2 separate regions of the Homo sapiens genome follow, and region 2 is linked to region 1. Evidence: chromatin loops called from intact Hi-C (ENCODE). Cell type or tissue: heart left ventricle. All regions are shown on one strand. Each heading gives the region's core, and the rest is flanking DNA. Links, peaks and the distances in the headings are about the cores only.

Region 1 (12,433 bases), core at 3,107-8,106:
AACTGGGAAAAATACCTGCCTATCAAGGGAGTGAGAACTCACTTTGAAGTCTAAGGGAAGGAAACAAAATTGGAAAAGCACAGCAATAAGCATTTGTGGAGTACTTGCTGTGTGCAAACACAGAGCGTTCACATAGACTCTAAACTAGAGCTCATGAGAAGGCTATGACATGGCCATTTTCACCTCTTCATAAAAACAAGCAAGCTAAAATTTCACTGTGTGATTCCCTAACATTTGTATTTGTTATCCATTTTTCCACAATAAATGCCCCTCAATCCTATCAACAAAATTTAAACCACAACAATCTGTAATAGTAACATTCATTATCTTAGTTTCTGCAGGTTAGGAATTAAGTGGTTTAGCTGGGTGGTCTGGCAGGGTGCGTTGCAGTAAAGATGTTGGCTGAGGCTGCAGTCAACTGTGGGCTTCAGTGGGCCTGGGGTATCTGCTTCCATGATGGCTCACTGACATCACTGGCAAGTTAGTGTTTACCATTTTTTTTTTTTTTTTGAGACGGAGTCTTATTCTGTCACCCAGGCTGGAGTTCAGTGGCGTGATCTCCACTCACTGCAAGCTCCACCTCCCAGGTTTGCGCCATTCTCCTGCCTCAAACTCCTGAATATAGGTGCCCGCCACTGCGCCCAGCTAATTTTTTGTATTTTTAGTAGAGGTGGGGTTTCACCGTGTTAGCCAGGATGGTCTCGATTTCCTGAGCTCATGATCCGCCCGCCTCAGCCTCCCAAAGTGCTGGGATTACAGGCGTGAGCCACCGTGCCCAGCCTGGCAAGTTGATGTTAAGTGTCCTCAGCCCCTTGCCACATGGACCTCTCTCCACCAGGGCTGCTTGAGTGGCCTTGTGACATGGTGGCTGGCTTTCTCCCTGAGCAAGTAATCCAAGACAGAGCAAGGCATAAGCCACATGGCTTTTATGGCCCGGCTCTGAAAGTCACACACATAATTTCCCAATATGCTGTAGCTAATGCAGCTTAGTCCTGTTCAATGCGTGAAGGGACTGTACAAGAGTGGGAGTACTAGAAGGTGGCTGCCACAGTATTTTATCCATTTTCTGGGTAATAGACATCTGTTCATTTTTACAAATAATGCTGCAGTGAATATTTCTATATATATCTTGCCTAAATATTCAAGTGTTTCTATAGGCTTCTGTACCAACATGAACAAAGCCAGCAAATGCATCATTTTTAGGTTCATAAGCCTCTGTATGGGTTTCCTGGATGCATCATGCAGAATGTTTTATTCCCCTGCCTCTTCCCCACTCAGACCAGATCTCTCTAAAGGCCACCTTACATCCCTTATAGTCTCTTGACCAGAGAAGGGAATGGGATCTCTCCCTCTGCCTTAGAGTTTGGAAAGTCTCAGGGAAGAACTTTGACAGCTCCAGTAAGGAGGGTGGTACAGATGTGGTCACTGAGAACCACTGTGAGCCACACAGCACCTCGGATAGCCTGCAAATCTGCCTTCCCCCAGGGAATGGATAAATGAGGTGCCAGTTCTCCAGCCAACCTGGGCCTTTGAATCAGACTCACCCATACCTCATGCACCAGATCCAGGCATAACAGGTGGGCCATCCTGGGGCTTTGGCTATGTTGCTGTCATCCTATACTCCTTTTCCCCACATGCAGGCAGGCCATCATGAGACTCCAAGTCTTTCCACCCCTCCTTGCTGCCCAACCTGGATGTAGGTTTACACTGGCCCCTACTCCATGGCCATGTATACAAACCCTGCATCCCAGCACGTGCTCCCCCTCATCCCAGTGCTGGCTTCCTGCTGGTACCCCCAACAGATTGCCAAATGCCCCTTCCCCATTTACAGACTGTTAAATGGACTTTTCACTTCATATTTTGGCATAATTTCAAACAATTTACAAAAAGGTTGCTGAAAACACTTTTTGGTCTGAACTATTTTTGAGTCATGTGCAGCCTTGATGCGCCTTATACTAAATATTTGTGTGTATTTCCTAGAAACTCTCCCGTAATAACAGTACAATGATCAAAATGTGAAGAAATTTAGTGAGCTTTTAATAAGACTTAAAAACATGTATAGAGCTCTTAGATAATTCAGTATGTATTCATATTTATATACTTTGCATTTTGTATTAAGTTCAAAGTCCCCAATTCAGGCTGTTGTGCTTGCATTTTCCTTCAAATGAATTCAAAGGGGGGTCACCTCAGTGTCCCTGGGCCTGGCCCCCTTTGGTGCCAATAGACCCTGTGGGTTGATTGGATGGAATCAGCAGCAGGATTGACACCTGTCTAGGGGTCAGGCTCCCAGTTCACTTCTCCCTCCATTCTGTGAGGCAGCCTTTTCTTTTCCATCCCTCCCTCCTCTGAGCTCGAGGTCACTGGGGGCATGGGTGCAGGTGCCCACTCTGCACCAGACACGCACATACACTACGCTTCTGCCCTCCAGGACCGCGTGGCCTCAGAGAAACAGGCACGAAGCATCATGAGAGGGACGCTTTTTAGCGCAGGGTCACAGTCTGCAGAAAATCAAGCGTGGTCAAAATCAGTGTTCCCTTCCGAGGGCCCAGTAAAGACTCAAACCCTCAGGCTTCCGTCCCCACGTCCTAAGTGGCACTGGACCCCAGCCTGGGCTCTACGTGTCCCCCGCCCGCGCTGGCCACCTCCGGGTGGACCCTAGGATTCCGTAGCCGCCCCCTAGCCCCGCGCCTGTGGGTCCCTTCTCCGTGGGGCCTCTGGTCTCTTAGGGTCGCCGGGGGCTGGAACCCATGGGGCCACCCTCCGAGGGTCAGCAGCGGCCGAGGCCGTTGCCACAGAAGGTGGCAGCACCTCCTTGCGGGTCGCGAGGAGTGGGCTCCCCCAGGGGGCTTTTGGAGCGCGACCCTGCGACCCACGCCATTCAGCAGTGGGATTTTATTTTGTTTCAGAAATACTCCAGGGCCGTCTAGTCTCTTTCTCTATTTAGGGAAGAGGTTTAAGAATGTTACAAAAGCAACAGACGCCTGAAACAGAACGTTACACCCCAGCATGAAGAAAGCACCCACAGAGTGTGCTTCCCCCAGGGGTTAAGCATAGAATCTCCCCGTGGCCCGCAGTCCCCGAAGAGTAAGGCAAGGACCCAGCGGATGGAGGGGCAGTACGGCACTGTTCCCCAGGGCCCGCGAACAAACGTTAACAGGCTGAATGGTAAGCCAAACGTGGTATTCCCTGCTATGGAATGCTCTTTAGCCTTAAAAAATGTGAGTCTGATGCGTGCTGCCAGGTGGGTGAACTGGGAAAAACTTAACTAAAAGTGAAAGAAGCCAGACACGAAAGGACAAATACTGCATGAGTTCACAATGAAATATCTAGAATAGGCACATTCACAGGGACAGAAAGTAGGTTATGGCTTACCTGGGGCTGGAGGGAGAGGAAAATAGAAAGTTATTGCTTAATAGGTACAGAATTTCTGTTTGGGGAGATGTCATGCCTGCTACTGAATTGTAAGTTAAACATTGGTTACATGGCAAATTTTATATAATATATTGTTTCCCATAATTTAAAAAATAGTGAAAACCCATTGCGTTTACTCCTCTACCTCCCATTCACCTCTTTTAGGCCAGGGGCAATTGAATGACTTAACTGGAGTCATGCAAATGGAAGGCACAGGATTTGAGCCCATCGCAAACCCAGCAGGACCAGTGAGGCACAGCGTCCCTCTGAGCAGCCAGCAGGCGCCTGGGCCTGGAGGGGCTGCACCCTCACACCCCCTCACATCCCTGGGAACACCATAGGTTACTCATCAACTTCCTCATTCTTCTCCCTGTGCTTTCTTTGGCCTGGGCCTGGTCTGGGCCTTAGGGTGCTGGTCCCAAGCTTCCCCAAGTCAGGGAGTGACGGGACTATTCTAGAATCCCATCCTGTCTGTTCCCTGCCCAGGTCAGCACAACAAGAGGGAGACTCTGGTAGCTTCCCAGAGACCCCTCTCTCCTCCTTAGCAGGTGGGGGCAGGAGTCAGGCCAACGTGGTCCCCTCATCTCCAGGAACTTCTCCTGCTTCACTGCAGCCCCTGCCTGTGCCCTGTCCCTCTGAAAGCACAAGCTCACTCTCCTCTCCCACCACTGGTCCTCACCCACTCCTGTCCTCACCTCAGGGCACCAGGCCCCAGGTCCCCACGCTTGGCCTCACCTCCCACCTCCTCAGATGTGTGCATTGCCCAACAGGCACATCAGATGCCGCTTAGGTTGCTAAAGCTTTGGGAGGCAAAAAGCTTGAAGTTTGATACTGTTTTAGAAAAAGACATCAAATCACTTATGGGAAACCAGGATTTGTTGACCTTCATTGCACCTGTGTAGAGTTTAAGCTGGTTTTTCTTTTGAATTGGATAGGTGGGTGGTGGTGGCGCTCATCTTGCAGGGCTGACAGCCCCTATACATGTTGTTCTGGCCCTGGCCAGCCTGCATGCGGGTCAGTCCCTTCTCCAGCTTCTCACTTACTCTCACCAGGGCCTGAACATCACAGGGAGGCCAGGGCATGAGAAGAGCTGGAGAGAGGAGAAGGTGGGAGAGCCCTTCAGTCTGGAGTTTGCTGACTGTGGGATGGGGTGCGGGGCAGAGTGCAGGGCACAGATGGGAATGCTGGGGAGGGGTGGGACTGGGCCAGGGAGAAGCACAGGGGATGACAGATCACCCTAGGGGTTCCCATTTTGGATAGTGGTCAAGGACCACAGACGGCATCAACTCCCTGATGGCTACAGAGGGGGAAGATACAGGCCTGTCCTCAGAACATCAGCCTGGCCATTGGAAGTGGAGCACTGGATTAAGAGTCCCCAGTGACCTCATCATGTCCTTGATGGATGTGGGACCTCTCTGGAGAAAGGCAGTGTCGGCTTGGGTTTGACAGACACTCATGGAAGGACCTCCATGGGTTGTGACTGCACACACTGGGCTCACCATGCTTATTTTGACCACATGGACAGCCTGTTGGTCCCAGCTACTCAGGAGGCTGGGACAGGCGGATGGCTTGAGCCCAGCAATTCAACTCCAGCCTGGGCAAGACCCTATCTCTCAAAAAATATAAATAAATTAATAAAAATATGTCAACACTGTCTGGTAGGTGGTCTGGTTATGGGAATGGGGGTGTGAGTGGAGGCCTTTGAGGCCCCTCCCTGTGCCCTGTCGCCTTCTGTCCATTTAGAGGAGTGTGTATGTGAGGAAGATGAGGCAGAAGAAGCCAAGTATGGGCCCCGACTCCCCTATCAGGTGGGAGAGCTGGGGACATAACTCCCAGTGGGCACCAGGAGGCAGTGCAGCCCCAGCATCAGGCCCTTCCCACAGGGGAGCCCTGGCTTCAGCAGCTGCAGAGGCAGTAAACTCCTGGGGCTAGATCAACGTTTTTGGATTTTAAGAAGTAAAAGACGTTTTGAGGGTCATGAACTTGGTGCAGGTCTTTGCAGTACCAGGTGGACAAACCTCATCTGGGGAAAAAATCGTGAGACCAGGTTCTGCTCTCCAGCTCTGATGAGAAAAGCAAGTTTTCCCTCCTCTCTTTGCCACAGTTTCTCTACTTATCAGATTGAAATGGTGTCTTCCCCACCTACTGCTCAAAGATCTCTCGTGCCATTGATGTGAAACACTTTTCCCATGTTCAAGGTGGCTGGCCTAGTCATTGGCATCCCTGTGGCAAAGAAATGTACCAACGTTATGCCTTTACAAATGGATTCATAAAGAGTCCGTTTTTTTTTTTTCAGGCTGGGCACGGTGGCTCAGGCCTGTAATCCCAGCACTTTGGGAGGCCAAGGCGAGAGGATCACTGAGGTCAGGAGTTTGAGACCAGCCTTGCCAACATGGTGAAACCCTGTCTCTACTAAAAATACAAAAATTAGCCTGGCGTGGTGGCACGCACCTGTAATCCCAGCTACCCAGGAGGTTGAGGCACGAGAATCTCTTGAACCCAGGAGGCGGAGGTTGCAGTGAGCCAGGATTGTGCCACTGCATTCCAGCCTGGGTGATAGAGTGAGACTCGGTCTTAAAAAAAAAAAAGTCTGTTTTTTGGAATTAATTTTCCGTAGATGGAAAGATGCAGCAGATGCGTGATGCTCTGGCTTCCATGGCCACAGATGGCCCGGAACAGTCACTAGCTAGTTTGTCCTCAAAAGAAGTGAGACCCGCAGAGAGTCAAAGTCATCAAACCTGGCCTGCAGGAGACCTCAGCAGCACCTGGGAGCCTCTCAAGTGCAGGGGTGGGGGACAGTCTGTGGCTATCCACTGCTGAATGTCCACTGCTAGGGCCTTCCCTTTACTAGAAGTTTCTATCGCTAAAAAGCAACAATCTCTCAAAGTGAGAGGAGGGAGAAGAAGGATATGAATTTCTGCGTGGCCAACCTGACAACATTTTCTGAAAGAGCTTGGGTCTGTGCAGTCTGAGGAAGGCAGTGAGGCCAGCACAGGACAAGACAACCACAGGATGAATTCCTAGAGCCAGGTTTTGAGCACATCCCCTGGGAGGGGCAGGCAATGCATGCTGGAATAATCCAGTGAGGCCATACTTGCTTACTGAGAGGAAGACTTTGCAGGTAGATGCGACTTTCTAATAGGGCATCAGGTTCTAAAAGTCTATTCCGCCCAGATAATTTATATGAATCTCAACCATGTGCATCAGGTAGGTGCCAGTTCTCACTCGATCCTGAGAAAGTTCCCTAACTTGTTTTTTTAAGAGTCAAATTTCTTATTTGGAGAACACGGATGATTGTCTCTACCTCATGGCATTGTGGTGAAGATAAAATGAGATTATATCTACCAAGCGCCTAGCAGAGCATGTAGGATGCAGTATAAGCTCAGTAAATGTTAGTGTGGCAGGTTGCTGGGTGAGCGACTGTGAAATTTTGGTTGTTTAGTTCAGGGGTCTTTGTTTAAGTGCTTCTGGTAATCCTTGTTGGGTGGGGGCAGAAGAGTGGGTTTGTGGTTTATTAGGGAAAAATGAAAGGTATTTTCCTTCTTCCAGGAAAAGAGCCAGACTTTCCTGTTCAAGGTCTTGACCCCTGTTCCAGCCCCACTTATAGCCAAAAGTAGGAATGAAGATGGCCTTGTGGTTTTAAGGCTGATGCCCTGTCATGGCAAAAAGAGGCAGAACGGATGCCTTGTGTTGTGGAGACTCGAAAAGGGGTGGTGGCCTGAGGCTGTCATCTGTCTCCTGAGGACTGGAGAGAGCCAGCCTTCCCTTCGGCATGGCCTCTGAGGAGAGGTCAGCTGTTGCATACTGTGGGGCCTGCGCAGGCCCAGTGGGGAGGGCGGGGGTGGCCTGGAGCCCTTCTCCTTGGCACTGCCCCGCCAGATGCAGAGGGGAGGCTCAGGAGTGAGTGCTGTGGCTGAGGCTGCAGAGCTGCCCAGGTGGCGTGCAACTTTCCTGCCAGATGTGGGGAGCTGCCCTGACCTGGGACCCCGGATCTGGACCACTGGAGGACCTTTTCAGGGCTGTGTAACCTCAGCCCCCACCCAAGGTTCTTGTGGTATCCATAGGGGGAGTCCTCATGTGCCTGATTTTAAATACGTGCCAGTCTTAGTGGGTAGGAGAAGGAATCCGTTCAAAATAAACCAGAGGACAACACATTTGACATGACTGGCCCCTTGGGAAGAACATGGATAACACTGCCCTAGGTCTTGGGATCTCAGCAAGTCAGTGCCAGACAAAACTGCTCAAGTGATTTTCATATGTGGTTTTGATGTTCTTGACATAAAATGGGCAGAGGCCTGAGGAGTCACAAACTATACACACACACACACACACACACACACACACACACACACACAGCAGCAGCAGCAGCAGCAAGTAAGAAGTAGAATGAGCCAGGACTAAAGCCGAGTAAAATGCAAATATAAAATATACACACAGTGACACCAGACAGCCAGGTACACATCCAGGGATACATCTCAAACATACTGGTGAGGAGATGGGTATGGGAGCAAAAGGAATCTTAAGCAAAAAAAAAAAGCCAGAAGAGGGGTCACGTGCCCTGTCAGTGATGATAGTGTTCCGAGGCTGGGAGGATGACAAGCACAGTTCTCTGCAGACATGGCCCACAGAGGTAACAGCCAGGCAAAAATGGTGGGCAGAAGCCCCAGAGGGTCTCTCCAGATGCCATGAAACCTACAAGAAATGCCATGAGGCTGTGGGGAATTTGTTAGGCACATGGAGCGATTTCCAGGCCTGTGTCTGCCCTTCTGTCCCTGTTGAGTTACCAGTGTTGACTCACACCCTGGCACCTGGATGGATTTGTGTGGGTCGCCTGGCGATCGCGTAGGTTCCTGTAAATACAAACAGCCTAGGTCTGACAGGAATTTCCTTACTGCTTTCCTTCAGAATTGATATTAGAAGTAAATTGCTCTCTTTAAAGTGTTCAACCCTAACATGTCCCACTGGGAAAACTCTCTCTTTTTCTGTGGCCAAACACTATCAGGCTTTGTGAATTTTATAGAAGAACCAGAATTGAGGGCCAGACCTCACCCTGGGAAGCCCTGGCCATGTCTTTAAGTGATGGGGCTTGTCTGTGAATTGTCCTTGTTGGAAAGATGGAGGATAGCTTTAGTGCTGGCCACCATTGCTGGTGACACACAGCCTTATCCAAGGAAGTACATTAAGAACTCAGTGCTTGTGGCCATCAAAGAGATTCCAGTCTCTTTTTGGAGGAACTGGTTAAATCTATTATGATCTAATCAGACAATGTAATATTTTGCCCCTACAAAAAATCCTGCTTTTGAGGCCTTCTTATTGACATTGGAAAATGTAAATGTTACATCTGCTGAAATAATATTTAGCGAGTGCCTTTGCCCAGAACATGAACTGATTAGGGCCAAGCTGAAGCACAAACAAGTCACATAAGAACCTGCTGGGAAGAACTCTGGCAGTAAAAACTGTTTTCCATACCATAGCTGACTGGTTTGCTTTTCAGACCTTGTGAGCCAGAGGAGATGTTCCCAGAATCACACAGTGCAGGAGGCTTGGTCCTGGAAAACTGTCAGGTGGTCAGCAGTGAGTGATGAACGATGTGATCACAGCGGCGTTTCCCAGCCAGGCCTCGTGCAGGGGCCACGCCTTCCTACCTCCTCATACACCCTGGTCCCAAAGTCATCTTGGAAGCACAGGCTCTGAACCCTTATCTAAGGATTAAAGAATAGCAGAAAAACCAGACATTTAGAGGTATTTAGACATTTAAAAGAGCCCATGAAATCCAGGCGGCCTGTGTGACCTTCATTTTCTCCTACGAGAGAGATGCAGGGACTTGGGTGCTGTGCTGTCCCCGAGGCCATGGGACAACCCCCCTACCCCGCAGGAGTAGGGGTGCTCTGTGTGTAGCTGCACTCAGTCTCTCCACCGCCTCCTGTTCCAGGACACCGTCATTCAATAAGGCTAAGATTTTGTTTTTAATGTTCATAAAGCCTCTTAATCCTGAGAACGGCTTGACTGTGCATTGAGTTCCTGAGAACAGGACTAAAATATCTATACAATATGAGTCCAATTATATTTATGGCTAAGCATCCAAATATACCTAGAAAAAAAAAGCTTAGAAGGAAATGGGCCAACATATTAACAGCTTCCCTCCCACCTTCCCCCGCACACAAATGTGATGGTTTTAAGGGAAGTTTAAATGTTTCCTTAAAAACAGCTTTATTGAGATATAATTGATACTGAACTTTGCTTTAAGCAAACAAAAAATGAACATTAAGATTTATTTTTTAAGATTTAGGGTATAAGAAAATGAAATAAAAGGCATCCAGATAGTAAAAGATGAAGAAAAACTGTATTTGCAGATGATATGATCTTATATATAGAAAATCCTAAGGAATCCATGAAAAAACTATTAGAACTAGTAACCAAGTTGGGCAAAATTGCAGTATACAATGACAATTTATATACAAATCAATTGTATTTCTTTTTATTTTTATTTTTGAGACGAATCCTTGCTCTGTCACCCAGGCTGGAGTACAGTGGCATGATCTCCGCTCACTGCAAGCTCCGCCTCCCGGGTTCACGCCATTCTCCTGTCTCAGCCTCCCATGTAGCTGGGTCTACAGGCACCCGCCACCACACCCGGCTAATTTTTGTATTTTTAGTAGAGACAGGGTTTCACCATGTTGGTCAGGCTGGTCTTGAACTCCTGACCTCAGGTGATCCACCTGCCTCAGCCCCCCAAAGTGTTGGGATTACAAGTGTGAGCCACCGCGCCCAGCCAAATCAATTGTATTTCTATACACTGGCAACGAACAATCCAAAAATGAAATTAAGAAAACAATTCCATTTATTAATATAATAAAAAAGAATAAAATACTTAGGAAGTTAATAAAAGAAGTACAAAACTTATACTCTATAAACTACAAAACACTGTTGAAAAATGTTAGACAATGTAAAAAGATGGACAGACATCTCATGTTCATGGATCAGAAGACCGAATATTGTTAAGATGGCAATACTCCCCAAACTGATCTACAGATTTAACAGAATCCCTATCAGCACACACAACCACCCCCTGCCCCCCAGCTGGCTTCTTTGCAAAAATGGGCAAATTAATTCTAATATTCACATAGAAACTCAAAAGACCTAGAATAGCCAAAATGATACAGAAAAAGAAGAACAAAATTGGAGGACTCAAACTTCTGATTTCAAAACCTATAAATCTACAGTAATCAAGACAGTGTGGTACTGGCATTAAGATAGACATATAGATCAGTAGAATAGAACCAAGCATCCAGAAATTCTTACATTTACAGTCAACTGATGTCCAACAAAAGTGCCAAAATAATTCAATCAGAGAAAGAAGAGTCTTTTCAACAAATGGTGCTGGGACTAGATATCCACATGCAGAAGAATGAACTTGGACTCCTAATTTACTAAAAATGGATCAAATACCTAAATTTGAGAGATAAAAAACTCTTAGAAGAAAACACAGGGGTGAATCTTCATTACCTTGAATTTGGCAATGGTTTGTGAGATATGACATCAAAAGTATGAACAACAAAAGAAAAAAATAAATAGAAATTCATCAACATTAAAAATTCTGTGCTACAGAGGACACTATTCAGAAAGTGAAAGACAACACACACAATGGAAGAAAATATTTGCAAATCATATATTTGTTAAGGGACTTGTATTCTAGAATATATAGAACTCTTAAAACTCAACAATAAGACAAACTCAATTAAAAAGTGGGCAAAGAATCTCAATAGACATTTGTCCAAATATACAACCACATGAAAAGAGGTTCAGCACAACCGTCAAAGAAATGCTAATAAAAACCACAATGAGATACTATTTTACATCCACTGTATTAGTCCATTTTCATGCTGCTGATAAAGACATACCTGAGACTGGACAATTTACAAAAGAAAGAGGTTTAATGGCTTACAGTCCACATGACTGGGGAGGCCTCACAATCATGGCAGAAGGCAAGGAGGAGCAAGTAACATCTTAGGTGGATGGCGGCAGGCAAAGAGAGAGATTGGGCAGGGAAACTCCCCCTTATAATACCATCAGATCTTGTGAGACTTATTTGCTATCACTAGAACAGCATGGGAAAGTCCTGCCCCCATGACTCAATTACCTCCCACCAGGTCCCTCCCACAACACATGAGAATTCAAGATGAGATGTGGGTGGGGACACAGCCAAACCATATCATCCACTATGATGGCTTTCCTCAAAAAAGCAGATAACAAGTGTTAGTGAGAATGTGGAGGAAGCAAAAGTTCCACACGCTGCTGGTGGGAATGTAGAATGGTGGATCTACTTTGGAAAACAGTCTGGCAGTTCCTTCAAAAAGTAAACACAGGGTTATCATTTGACCCGGCAATTCCACTTGTTAAAAACAAACTGAGGGCTGGGGCACGGTGGCTCATGCCTGTAATCCCAGTACTTTGGGAGGCTAAGGCAGGAGGATTGCTTGAGTTCAAGAGTTCGAGACCAGTCTGGGTGACATAGCAAAACCCTGTCTCTACAAAAATACAAAAATTAACCAGACATGGTGGCACGCACCTGTGGTACCAGGTACTCCTCCCACCCAGGAGGCTGAGGTGGGAGGACTGCTTGAGCCTGGGAGGCAGAGGCTGCAGTGAGCTGAGATCATGCCACTATACTCCATCTTGGGTGACTGAGTGAAACCCTGTCTAAATAAATAAATACTGAGGCACATGAAAATTTTTAATGAGTTTATTTGAGCATTCAGTGATTCATGAATTCATCAGTACCAGACCACAGCAGTTCAGTGAAGGCGTGCAAGAAGAAACTTTTATAAGGTGTTTGTGGAAGCAAGACAATGAAAATACTTGATTGGTTAAGGTGGAAAGTCCTTAGTTAGAGGTTAGTTGGTGGCTTCTGATTGGTTAAGCTTTAGTTTCATTTACTGTTTACATCAAATTGGGTTTTGGTTTGCTTACATAGGAACCCAATGTGCTGGAGCTGTCTCAGCCTAATAGCCTCCCAATTAAC
Region 2 (12,433 bases), core at 4,124-9,123, 110 kb after region 1:
TTAAGGTTTAATGACTGCCCCACTGGATTTCAAATGTAAGGTTTAATGACTGCCCTACTGGGTTTCAAACTTTCACGGGGCCTGTAATCCCTTTCTTTTGGCCAGTTTCTCCCTTTTGGAATGGGAATGTTTATCCAACACCTGTACCCCCATTATATATTGGAAGTAAATAACTTGTTTGATTTTACAGGCTCATAGGTGGAAGGGACTCATCTTCAGATGAGATTTGGGACTTGGACTTGGGACTTCTGAGTTAATACTGGAATGATTTAAGACTTTGAGGGACTGTTGGGAAGGCATGATTATATTTTGCAATGTGAGAAGGACATGAGATTTGGCGGAGGCCAGCGGTGGTATGATATAATTTGGACATTTGCCCCCACCAAAATCTCATGTTGAATTGTTATCCCCAGTGTTGGAGGTGGGGCCTGGTGGAAGGTGTTTGGGTCATTGGGGCTGATCCCTCATGGTTTGGTGCTATCCTCAGGATAGTGAGTGAATTTTCTCAAGATCTGGTTGTTGTAAAGTATGGCACCACCCACCCCCCGCCAGCTCCCACTTTCACCATGTGAGATGCCTGCTCCTCCTTTACCTCCTGCCATGATTGTAAGTTTCCTGAGGCCTCCCCAGAAGCAGATGCTGGTGCAATGCTTCCTGTACAGCCTGCAGAACCATGAGCCAATTAAACCTCTTTTCATTAGAAATTATCCAGTCTCGGCTGTTTGTTTATAGCAATGCAAGAACAAACTAATACACAGCCTGACTGACACCTTGATTTTAAGAACCATTTTGAACTTCTGACCTCCAAAAGTGTAAGATAAGTTAACTTACACTTGTTTTAAGCCACTAAGCTTGTAGTAATTTGTTACAGCAGAAAAACTAATACATTAATTTTAAAAGTTCTTTTATAATCTCCCCACTATTTTTCTATTGACCAGCTTGCCTTTTAATCATGTCCTATTCCCTTTTCTGAACCATATTTCATAAACTGTTAAATGAAAATGCAGCTGTAACCAAAAATATTCTATTTCTTCCCCCACCACCCACCTTTTTGTTATTACCAATATTTGTTTAGCTGAGGGTTCCTATTTTACATAAACCTCATCCTCTTCCTAGTATCCCTGGAGCTTTTACCGAGTATCTTCTACTCTTCTTTGCTTGAATGCATATACAAATGGGCATTCCTTTGTGCCAGCGCTGTCAGCATTCCCAAACGCAGACTGTCAGCTGTCTCCAAGACATTCCTCTATGGATGGAGCATGGATCTCCTGCTCCACAAAAAGCTGTCCTGCTCTGCTGTGGGTAAATGGGCCCAGAAATGAAATTACTGGCATCCCAGACTTGATCCTGAAAATGATTCATAGTTTGAAATCCACTTCTCCTGTTCACACATAGCCATGCAGAAGCCACAATGACAGTGACATGTCTGGCATGCCCGACAGCATATTGGCTCTGGAGAAATGCCCAGTTGAAGCCCTGGGTAGGCATTTATTGTTCATGAGGTCTACATTCTTTGTTTTTTTTTTTTTTTTTATAGAGGGTTTCACTATGTTGCCCAGGCTGACCTTGAACTCCTGGGCTCAAGTGATCCTTCTGCCTTAGTCTCCCAAGTAGCTGGGACTACAGGTGTGCATCATTGCGCCTGGCTAATCTACATTCTATGTCATCCACAGATGCCCTAATTTCCCATTTACCCATCAGAGGCTTAGAGACTTCCCTGCCCAGGGGAGGAATGGGCTTCAAACTAAGCAAATCAGTATGCAGAGCAGCCCTAATTAAATTATACTCCTGTGGCCAATCCCACACTACAGAATAAACTATATACCGCTCATCAAATCATCAACTTGCACGTGAATGTACAAAGGACAAATAAACATAATATGCCTCCCATATTCACTTCCAGGCCCCCCACGCTAATGGCTGGTGAAACCTTAGCCAGGTGGGGCTGTGAGGAATGTTTCATCCCTTCCCGTTGACAGTGTCTTCTTTCATTCTATTGATTGTCTGTGGCCACACTTCCTTGTCGTCCTCCAGTCTGTCCTAGATGGCTCACCCCCTCTGCTGGGGCTCCAAATCCAATAGCAGACAAGGCTTCTTTCTGGCTACAATTGCTCAAAGGTCATAACTTCCAGGTCCCGTATTCAGGAGCCTTAGCTCTCCTGGTTGTTATAGGCTACTGCATGAGTCTGTGCAGATGTAGATGCTGAGATGAGAACTCTGTAAAGTTGGCAGCCCAGAGCCCTGAACCAGCCCCATGCTCTGTGATGCTTCCCCACCCCAACCATCCCATCTGTCTCACTTGTGTTGTATCTCTAGGAAGAAATTTCTTGTCCTTAGATTTATGTTGACAAAAATTTCCACGCTGAGTACAACTTGGAAAAGGGCCTGTGGAGAAGAAATAATAGATTCTGTGCTATTTCTTGTGTTTCGACACGAAGCCTGTCCTGGAATCACCTGGAGGACGTACACAAACACACAGTGCCTGGGCTTCAACCGGGACCAAGCAAACCTGAAGCCGTTGGGGTGGAGGCAGACACGGACATTCTCATAAAGCTGCCCAGGCAACTTTAAAGAGAGCCAGTGCTGAGAGGCCAGTGCAGGGGCGAAGTCTGGGGAGGGCAGAGATGTCCAAGAGTGGTGAGGTGCAGGGGCTCCCCAGCCTGGAAAGGCACTCGGATGAAGCTCCCCCCAGTTCAGCTCCCCTGGACTGCACCCTCATCCTCTGCTTTGCTCCCAGCTCCGGGCGGGCAGCCCTGGTTCTCATGACTTTGTCTCCTGCTCCACCCACCCCTTTACATAGGTGACCTTGTTTTCCTTCTGGTTCTGGCTTCAGATATGACTTATCAGCACAGTTGCACATGCAGGTTCCTGCCCGACCAGCCCCCACCCCAACCCAGCCTCCCAGAATCCTGCAAGGCAGCCCAGGGTTACTGCCCGGGGCAGCCTCCCGCTTAACTGGGAGGGAGAACTCATGAGATTGTGGATCATTTCCCTCAGAACCTCAAGGACATCTCGATGAACCTGCAAGGCCTAATAGATAGGAAGAAAGCACGAGGGGTTTGTTGAATGTGAAAACAAACATAAACTCAAAAACCTAATTTAAATCATTGATTTCAACTTGATCCTCTACCCAAGCCCTTACCAAATGTGCTATCAAGTGGCTAATATGATTGCTCTGGACTTCTTTTGAAGATATGTCACCAAGGGGGAAAGAAGACATGGGGTGGGGGCTGGTGTACACAGCAGCTGTGGGTTACTGGGAGAACTGGAGTCTTTTCTGAATTAAATACAAACATTTGAAGGTGCAGGTTAAGTGGGGACGGTGGAGTTAGCTGTAGGTTCTATCAAGGTCCTAGCTCTTGTTCTGGGTGATGGTCTTGCAGTCCTTATTACATTAAAGAATGAAGCAAAAAGCCTAATCAGGTAACAGCAGGCCAGACGGGGACCAATGATTTCAGTGTGCTCTGAAGAAAGGATGGTGATGAATCCATATGCCAGTTTTGTGGACCTGAGGTGCAGAAAATGGAGCATGGGAACACACTGCAGTAGTCCAGGTCCCAAGTGGCCATAACAAAGTCTTTGCTGAGGGGTAGAGAGAGGGGCTTTGATATGGTTTGGATCTGTATCACCACCCAAATCTCATGTGTAATTGTAATCCCAGTGTTGTAGATGGGGCCTGGTGGGAGGGGATTGTATCATGGGGGTGGATCCTTCATGAATGGTTTAGTACAGGGGTTCCCAACCCCTAGGCCATGGATGGGTACTTACTGTGTTAGGAACCTGGCCACACAGCAGGAGATGAGTAGCAAATGAGAGAGCATTACTGCCTGAGTTCCACCTTCTGTTAGATCAGTGGTGGTGTTAGATTCTCACAGGAGCTTGAAGCCTATTGTGAACTGTGCATGTGAGGGATCTAGGTTGAGAATCTAATGCCTGATGATCTGAAGTGGAATTGTTTCATCCGGAAATCATTCCCCGCCCACCCACCAGTCCGTGAAAAAATTGTCTTCCACAAAACTAGTCCCTGGTGCCAAAAACGTCGGGGACTGCTGGTTTAGTACCATCCATTTGATGCTGTTCTTGTGATAGAGTTCTCACAAGATCTGGTTGTTTAAAAATATGTAGCACTTCCCCTCTCTCTCTCTTCCTCCTGCTCTAGCCATGTGAGACATCTGGCTCCTTCACCTTCTGCCACGGTTGTAAGTTTCCTGAGGCCTCTCCAGAAGCAGAGGCTGCCATGCTTCCTGTACAGCCTGCAGAATCATGAGCCTAGTAAACTTTTCTTTATAAATTACCCTGTCTCCGGTATTTCTTTCTTTCTTTCTTTCTTTTTATTTTGTTTTTTAAGACAGTGTCTCGCTTTGTCGCCCAGGGTGGAGTGCAGTGGTGCCATCTCGGCTCACTGCAAGCTCCGCCTCCCAGACTCACACCATTCTCCTGCCTCAGCCTCCCTAGTAGCTGGGACTACAGGCACCCGCCACCACACCTGGTTAATTTTTTGCATTTTTAGTAGAGATGGGGTTTCACCATGTTAACCAGGATGGTCTCGATCTCCTGACCTCATGATCCGCCTGCCTCAGCCTCCCAAAGTGCTGGGATTACAGGCGAGGTATTTCTTTATAGTAATGTGAGAACAGACTAATATGGGGTTCCTCCCATTTGGCACCACCATGTCAGCTGGAGGGGAACTGGCACGAGGTTTGAACGATGTGGCCTCTGTCAAGCTGGCTGTGTCTAGGGAGAGCTTCCAAGCTGCATGCGTCAAGAGGAGGCATGCATCTGTGCCTGCAAGAAGCTGGACGGAGGCTCCAAGGCCTGAGTGACTGTGTCCTGCAGAAGTTCGCCCCAGTTGGCAGGCCCATTTAGGGGGGACATGGAGAAGAAGGTGCCAGCAGGATGGGTTCAGACGTCCTGGTGCTCTCGCTGCAATGGCTTCCATGCCTGGAGCACTCAGAACAGTCTTGGCTGAGCATTTACAGACATCGTCTCATTTCCTCCTCCCAACCCACACAGAAGCCAGGTGTTTTGGGTCCAGAATTGTATACAATTTGGGGAGCCTTTTTTGAAAAGGAACACATATGAGCTAATACAAATAGACTGAAATAAGAGGAAAAAAATAAAATAATTTCTTTAGAAAGGAAAAGGAACACCAACTTACCAACATGAAATTAGATACAAAAGCAGGTCTTTAGAAGTGAGGGCTACCTAAGCTTTAGCTTCATTCACTTTGCAGTACATTTCGCTCTGGGGACAAGTATCATCACCCCCATTTTAAAGGTCAAGAAATTGAGGCACAGATTGGTGAAGCGATTCACCCAATGTCAGACAGTGCGCAACGAATTAGCTAGGATTGTATCCCAGATCTGTTTAGTGTCACCCAAGTTAGTAGTAACACCCAATGACCTCTGATGGCGGTGGTGATGGGTGCCTCTGTTCTAGAAAGAATGTGTATCTAATTTGCATCATAAAGTGATTGATGCCATCAGCTGTGTTTATGCCATCAGTTAGTCTGTATTGATCCAGGGCGTATTTTGTGCAGATGGGGACCCTGGGAAGTTAGCAGCAATGGAGAAAAGCGTGGAATGCTCTCCAGGTATTAACACCACTGCCACCGCCACCCTGGCCATGGAACACTGCACAGGGAGAAGGCAACAGAGCAAAACAAGCATATTGCATTTCTCCAGCTGCTCCGGAAGTCCTTGGGACAGGAACCATGTGTGTTTAGGAGAACACCTCCATAAGCCTTTGGAAGCAGAAAACAAGAGCCTGTGGGCTTGAGCTGGAAGAAGACAACAAAGAAATGCTAGACCACCTTACGTTAGAAAAAAGTGCCCTAATGGGGGCCAGAAAGGCAGAGTGAGGGAAGAGAGAAGGAAGCGGGGAAAGGGATAACAGCGGGCAGGGGAAATGTGGCAGGAAGGACAGCCCAAGTGGACATGTCCAAGACTTCAAAAAACCAGACTGTACTCAGTTTGTACCCCTGTCCTTTATAGCATAAATCTCCATAGCCCCAGAGTTTCAGCACAGCTGGAACACACACAGGGGTCTTGAATGCAAGGGCTGTGTGAGGGAGGGATTGTGTGTGTGAGGGCCTATGTGTGTAGTGAAGTGTTCGTAGACAAATGTTCAAAAGAGGATGCTCAGATCATTACCGATGCCCTGTGTTGTTAAGAGTTTATCATCTGTGAATCGAAGGGTTTATAACAGGATAATGACAGAAACGTGAGTTTAATACAATTTTTAAAAGATGTTTCCTAGAATGCTGTATACACAATGTGCTGAACAATATTATTTCAGTGAACGTAGGTCATGTATATAGTTGTGTATGTGAGAGTATGTACGTGTGTGGGAGTGTGTGTGTTGTGTGTATGTGTGTGAGATTGTGCATGTATGAGTGTGTGTGAGTGGTGTGTATATGTTTATTAGTGGGTGTGTGTGAGCATGTGTGTGTGTGAGCGTGTAAGAGTGTGAGTGTTGAGTCTGTGTGTGTGTCTGAAGCTGAGGTCAACATCTGGGCTAGATCAAAAACCTAATTGAGGAAAGCATAGTGGAGTGGAAGCAAGAAATATTATTCCTGGGGCTTCACCAAAATCTAAAATTGGGCACTGATGGGGTGGGGATTTGAGATCCTCTTCTCTAGATCTTGGAGGGCAGGTGGTCCCCTCTGACATCCGGGTTGGAAAGGGGAAAGTAGCACTATTGAGCATGCCCTGGGCCCCAGTCCCCATGGCTGTGCCACACACATTATCTCATCTGCTTTCCCCACAATCATACGAGATGAGTATTTTTTTGCCCACTTGGTAAAGAAATCAAGGCTCAGTCAAAGAGGTTAAACAACTGGCCAGTAGCGAACAGCTGTTAAGAACAGGATTCCTCTGATGTCACAGCCCCTGCTGATTCCCTGCTTCCCCTACACGCCACCCAGTCCCACCTTGCTGTGATATTTCTCCCACTTTAGTCCATTTCCAGAACATTTGGCATAGGCAAGTCGAAGACAATTGGCTGGCAGTCCTTGTGTCTCCGCAATGCAGTTGCCCAGCTCGGTTTCCTCCCACAATCTCCTCTTCCTTTCCTCTTACCCCTTTCCCTGTCAGGGCTCTCATTGAAGCCAGTGGAAAATTACTGACCTAGTCATTGGCTCCTGCATCTTAAATGGAGACATTACTGCTCCCTGCTGCCCAGATTGTCCCTGAACTCTTGACCAAATATGTGGTAGCTGCTTTTAACTGTGACCTCACACATCAAGTGAAAATGCTAGAGACAAATACATATTACCTTTTTTCCCTGCATCTTCCACAGAAATTGAGAGAAAAACATCTTAATGGAATTGATTAAATAGATGAGATGACATTTTAAACACTTGACCATAGGTAAAGTAGTGGGTTATGCAAACTCATTTTAATGTGTTGGCCATCTGACTGCCACCAAGGCATAGCTACTTGTTTTTTCTTGGTAAAGTGCAAAATAACTGTCAAGCCAGATCTCTAGGTGATAATAAGCATCCAATTATCACTAAAAATGGAGTCTGGTCCAGGACACCTGCCAGTCCTTGGAGATTCAAGTAGAACTCTATGTGCTGGTTCAGCTACACCGAAGAAGGGAAACAAATAAAAATGGTGATTTATGAGTGCCTCCTTTGTGCCAGTCACTGTGCTAAGCATGCTACATTCATAATCTTATCCTATCTACAGAGCAGGGTGGACACCATTGCTATCCCCTTTTTGCAGAAGAGGGGATTAATGCCCAAGGTCACAAGCTTATATGTGTCTGGGCTCATCCAGTTCTTCACCTCCTCAACATAAGTTAGGATGGCACTTTCCTGATCCTTTGATGTTAGTAACCTGTCACTTCCAGGTAAAACTAGTTTCCTCATCTGCAAATGAAAAATAGTATCTATCCTGCAACCTGTTTGGAAGATGTATTAGCCTGTTCTCACATTGCTATAAGGAACGACATAAGATTTATGTATGAAAAGAGTGATTTCTGAAGAAAAGAGTTTAATTGACTCACAGTCCCACAGGCTGTATGGGAACTATGGATGGGAAGGCCTCAGAAAACTTACAATCATGGTGGAAAGTGAAGGGGAAGCAGGCACATCTTCATAAGGTGGCAGGAAGGAGACAGAGAGCAAAGTGTGAAGTGCTACACACTTATAAACAACCAGCTCTCATGAGAACTCACTCACTATCATGAGAATAGCAAGGGGGAAGTTTGCCCCCATGATCCAGTCAATTCCCACCAGGTCCTTCCTCCAACATTGAGGATTAGTTTGATATTAGATTTGGGTGGGGACACAAATCCAAACCATATCAGAAAATTTAATGTAATTATATATATATAATAATGTATATAAAAACATATAAGATAGTGCATGGCTTAATAAATGTTAGTTATTATTTTAATGATAATGATTACATGATGTTGCTACTTGAGAATCTTCAGGAGCTTCCTTTACTTATTAAGTCATGACCAAACTTCTCAGTCAGACATTCCAGGCTCCAATTCCTCACTGATGCTTCTGTCATGGTTCAGGCTACCTTACTTAGCTCCTGGACTCTGTTGGGTGGGAGGAATAGGAAGATGAAGGCAGGAACCAGCACCTGAGAAGACAGGAGCTGCTTCAAGTAGCTTGGCCTCAGGAGTGACCCATCATAGTAGTGCCTGCCTCAGCTAACCCTTAAGGTGGCCCAGGAGTCTCTATCCAGCAGAAAGAACACAGCTATTGGAGGCAATCCTGGCAATTAGCATTGGTCATTATGCCTGTTGCTGAAGGCAAAGTTTTTTAACCATTTATAGTGTTGGATTAAGACATATATATTGGAGTTTTTGTTCTGGGCAAGGTGGAGTAAGCACACCCTACCCTGTTTCTCCCACAAAATGCAAAAATGAACCCTGGACAGACTACATTGAACAGCTATCTAAGGACCATGACAAGTAAACAGGAGCAGGTGAATTGGGGAAAGAGATCAGAATATGAAGTACCACCAAAACCACCATGAATCTCTCATCTTTTATCCCCTCTTGTATCATCTGGCCTGGACTCATTAGTCTGGCCTGGATGTGCACACCAAAAGCAAGCAGGGCTCTAAAAAGAATCCTCACTTTCTGGTCCAAGGTGGTTGTGGGGACACCTAAGAGTTATAAGAAGTGGAGAAAGTCCCTGGTTTTTAAATCTTTTTTCACTCTTGCCCACCCAACCCCCAGGTAATCCCATAGTGGCAGCAGTAACAACAATGGCAACAGCAGCCTGGAGAGCACCGAAATACTTAAAGCTCTGAGGGAAGCGAGTCTTCCCTCCACTAGAGAAGCTGTGGTCCCAAGAGGGTGGGACAAAATACCATTCCCTTTTCTCTCTCTCTGTTCATACACTGCCTGGTGGGACAGACTCAAGTATAGCCATGAGATGTATGCAGCAAGGTAGGAAAACTAAAGACCTAGCTTTCTAACCAGAGGACAAAAAAAATGGGGCTTCAGTGGGCCAAAAATGCCAGAATAATCTCAGAAAGGAGACTGCTCAAGAGAGCAGTTCCATATTAACTCCGAGGCTTACTTCTAAGCTGCACATGGTGTGAGAACTGAACTGTGCATGAGACTATGATCCAGGCCACCAAATGGCCACTGGGCAACATACACACAACAGATTCCCATAGCACTGCAAAGGCTTTGAAAACTGAACTGATATTAGAACCACAGTCCACAGGAGAACTCGAGTCTGGAGCCTAATTAGACTGATTGCTTGCAAAAACAAAACAAAACAAAATTCAAAATTCGCTTTAGGATTTAAACAAGACATGGATCCTCATAATGTAATATTCAAAATGTTCAGGACACAATCCAAAACTACTTGACATATGAAAGACAAGAAAAACTTCAACTTATAGGGAAAAGAACAATCAACAGATGCCACCTGCAAGATGACACAAATGTTGAAATTATTAAAGATGCAAAGGCGACTATTATAAACATATTCCAAGAAGTAAGGGAAAATTCTCTTGAAACAAAAAAGTCTCAATAAAGACTATAGAAGATACAAAGAAGGACAAAAGAGAAACTTTTTGGAACTGAAAATTACAATGACCGAAATAAAATATTCCCTGGATAAGATCAATAGCAAAATAGAGAAAGTCAGTGAATTGAAGATTGAATAGAAATTATCCAATCTGAACAAAAGGAAAAAATTAAAAATTAATGAACAGAGTATTGGAGGCATGTGAGACAATACGAAAAAGTCTAATATTCATAGTGTTAGAGTTCCAGAGGGAGAAGGGGAAGAATAGGATGCAAAGAAACAAACAAAACCCAAAGGAAACCGTGCCCAGATGCATCGTAATTAAACTGCTAAAAACTAGGGCAAAACATCTTGAAAGCAGCCAGAGAAAAATGATACTTTATATAAAGGGAAACATTGACTTAAATAACTGTGGATTCCTCAGGAAAAAAAAGTAGGCCAGAGGAAATGGAATAACATTTTTAAAGTGCTGAAAGAGAAAAAACTGTCAATCCGGAATTCAATATCCAGTGAAAACATCCTTCAGGAACGAAGATGAAATAAAGACATTCTCAATGAATGAAATCTGGAAGAATTCATCACCAACAGACATGTTCCAAAATCAATACTAAAGAAATACTTTTCCTCCTAAGATGCAGAACAAAGCAAAGATGTTCTGGCAAAGGAAGAATGAAAGTAATGGGCAAACAATCAGTGGTTGCCAGGGATTAGGGGTGGGAGATGTGTGACCACAAAGGGAAGAATGAGAGAATTTGTGTATGATGAACTGTCTGTATCCTATTGTGGTGGTGGTTACATGAATCTAAACATATGTTAAACCTTACCAAACTGTTATGCCCCAAAATAAAATTTAAAAATAAAGTTAAAATGATTGTGTATTTTTTTAGTGGCTTAAAACTACACAAGTTTTTATGTTATAGTTAAAAGTCAGAACGTGGGTTAGAAGTTCAACACAGGTCTCTCTGGGCTAAAAGCAAGGTGTTGGCAGGGTTGCATTCCTGTATGGAAGCTCTAGGGGAGAATCCCTTTCCTTGTCTTTCCCAGCTCCTAGAGGCCATTACATTCCTTGGCTTATAACATCTTCCTTCATTTTCAAAGCCAGCAATATCAGGCCAAGTCCTTCCCACATTGCCTCACTTTAACCTCCTCTTTTGTCTCCCTCTTCTGATTCTTCTTTTTTATTGAGGTGAAATTTACACAAAATTAACCTTTTTCATGTCCATTTTAAAGTGAACAATTCAATGGCATTTAGTACATTCACAATGTTGTGCAACCACAACCTCTACCTAGTTTCAAAACATTTTCATCAACCTGAAAGAAAACTTCATACTCATTAAGCAGTCACTCCCCATGTCCCCTACCCCAGTCCCTGGCAACCATCAATCTGCTGTCTGTCTTTATGGATTTGCCTATTCTGGGTATTTTGTGTAAATGGAATCATATGTGACCTTTTGTGACTGGCTTCTTTTGGAGGTTTTGATGGTTCATCCACATTGTAGCACATGTAAGTACTTCATTCCTTTTTATGCCTGAATAATATTCCATTGTATGTACATACCACCATTTGTTCCTCCATTCATCCTGTGTATTCATCTTTAAAATAAAACTTTAAAAAACTTTATATATGATGTCTCACCCAAGACCAATCAAATCAGAATCTCTGAAGGGTTAGAACCCTGGGTGATGGTACTTTTAGATCACCAGAGTTGAGAATCTCTGCTTTTATATAATGTTTTGGTCATCAATTTCTGCATAAGAAGCCATCCCAAAATGCAGTAGATTAAAGTAACAATGATTTTATTTTATCATGATTCTACAATCTGTACCAGGCTCAGCTCTGTTGTTGAGCAAGTAACAGATCCAATCCAGACTCTGCTAGCTTGCTGGTGGTCACTCATGTGAGTATATTGAGCCAATGGGTTGACTTAAGTCTGGATTCAACATGGAATGCGACAGTTGTGCTTCAGTCTCTCACCATGTCTCAGGGCCTCTCCCTCTCCTTGAGGCTACTCTACGTAATCTCTCCAGTAGAGTAGCTGGACTTCCTACACAGTGGCCCAGGACTCCCAAAGCATAGGAGCAGAGGATGCCATGACTCTACATCCTCATCCCAGAACAGACACGGTGTTCACTCCCACCACATTCTACCGTTAAAGCAAGAAACACATCCAGCCCAGACTCAAGGAGGGGCCTACACAAGGGCCTGAATACCTGGAGATGTGGGGAGGGGGATCATGACTCACTGGGGCCGCCAATGTAATGGACAACCGTATGCAACCTCTTGTGCAATGTTAATATATTTTCAGTAAAACCAAATAATTCACACATATAAAAGCAAACAGATGTCCAATGTATAGTAATGTAACTATAGTTAACAATGCTGTATTGCATACTTGAAATCTGCCAAAAGTGTAGATCTCAAGT

The links. Hi-C counts contacts between places; a loop is a spot of excess contacts. Peaks named below come from ENCODE experiments on the same cell type or tissue, not always from the same donor. Only the 100,000 strongest peaks of a DNase experiment are listed, where the experiment ranks them.
Region 2: a loop joins it to region 1, with 4 times the contacts of the local background. A loop is called at or near these places in 28 of 110 quality-filtered maps.

The regions. Positions count from the first base shown.
Region 1 is chr7:35,980,093-35,992,525 of GRCh38, forward strand. LOC107986734 (a long non-coding RNA gene) reads right to left here and starts at 11,396. Exons shown (of 3, transcript XR_001745010.1): 1 at 11,357-11,396; 2 at 8,881-9,113. RefSeq lists a silencer at 5,184-5,233. In heart left ventricle, for the core only: a CTCF peak has its summit at 5,256 (motif pointing right); a DNase peak (open chromatin) is centred at 5,269.
Region 2 is chr7:36,089,784-36,102,216 of GRCh38, forward strand. It overlaps LOC101928618 (a long non-coding RNA gene), which reads left to right and starts at 5,527. Exons shown (of 2, transcript NR_108089.1): 1 at 5,527-5,593; 2 at 9,205-10,870. In heart left ventricle, for the core only: a CTCF peak has its summit at 7,170 (motif pointing left); no DNase peak of the experiment used is centred there.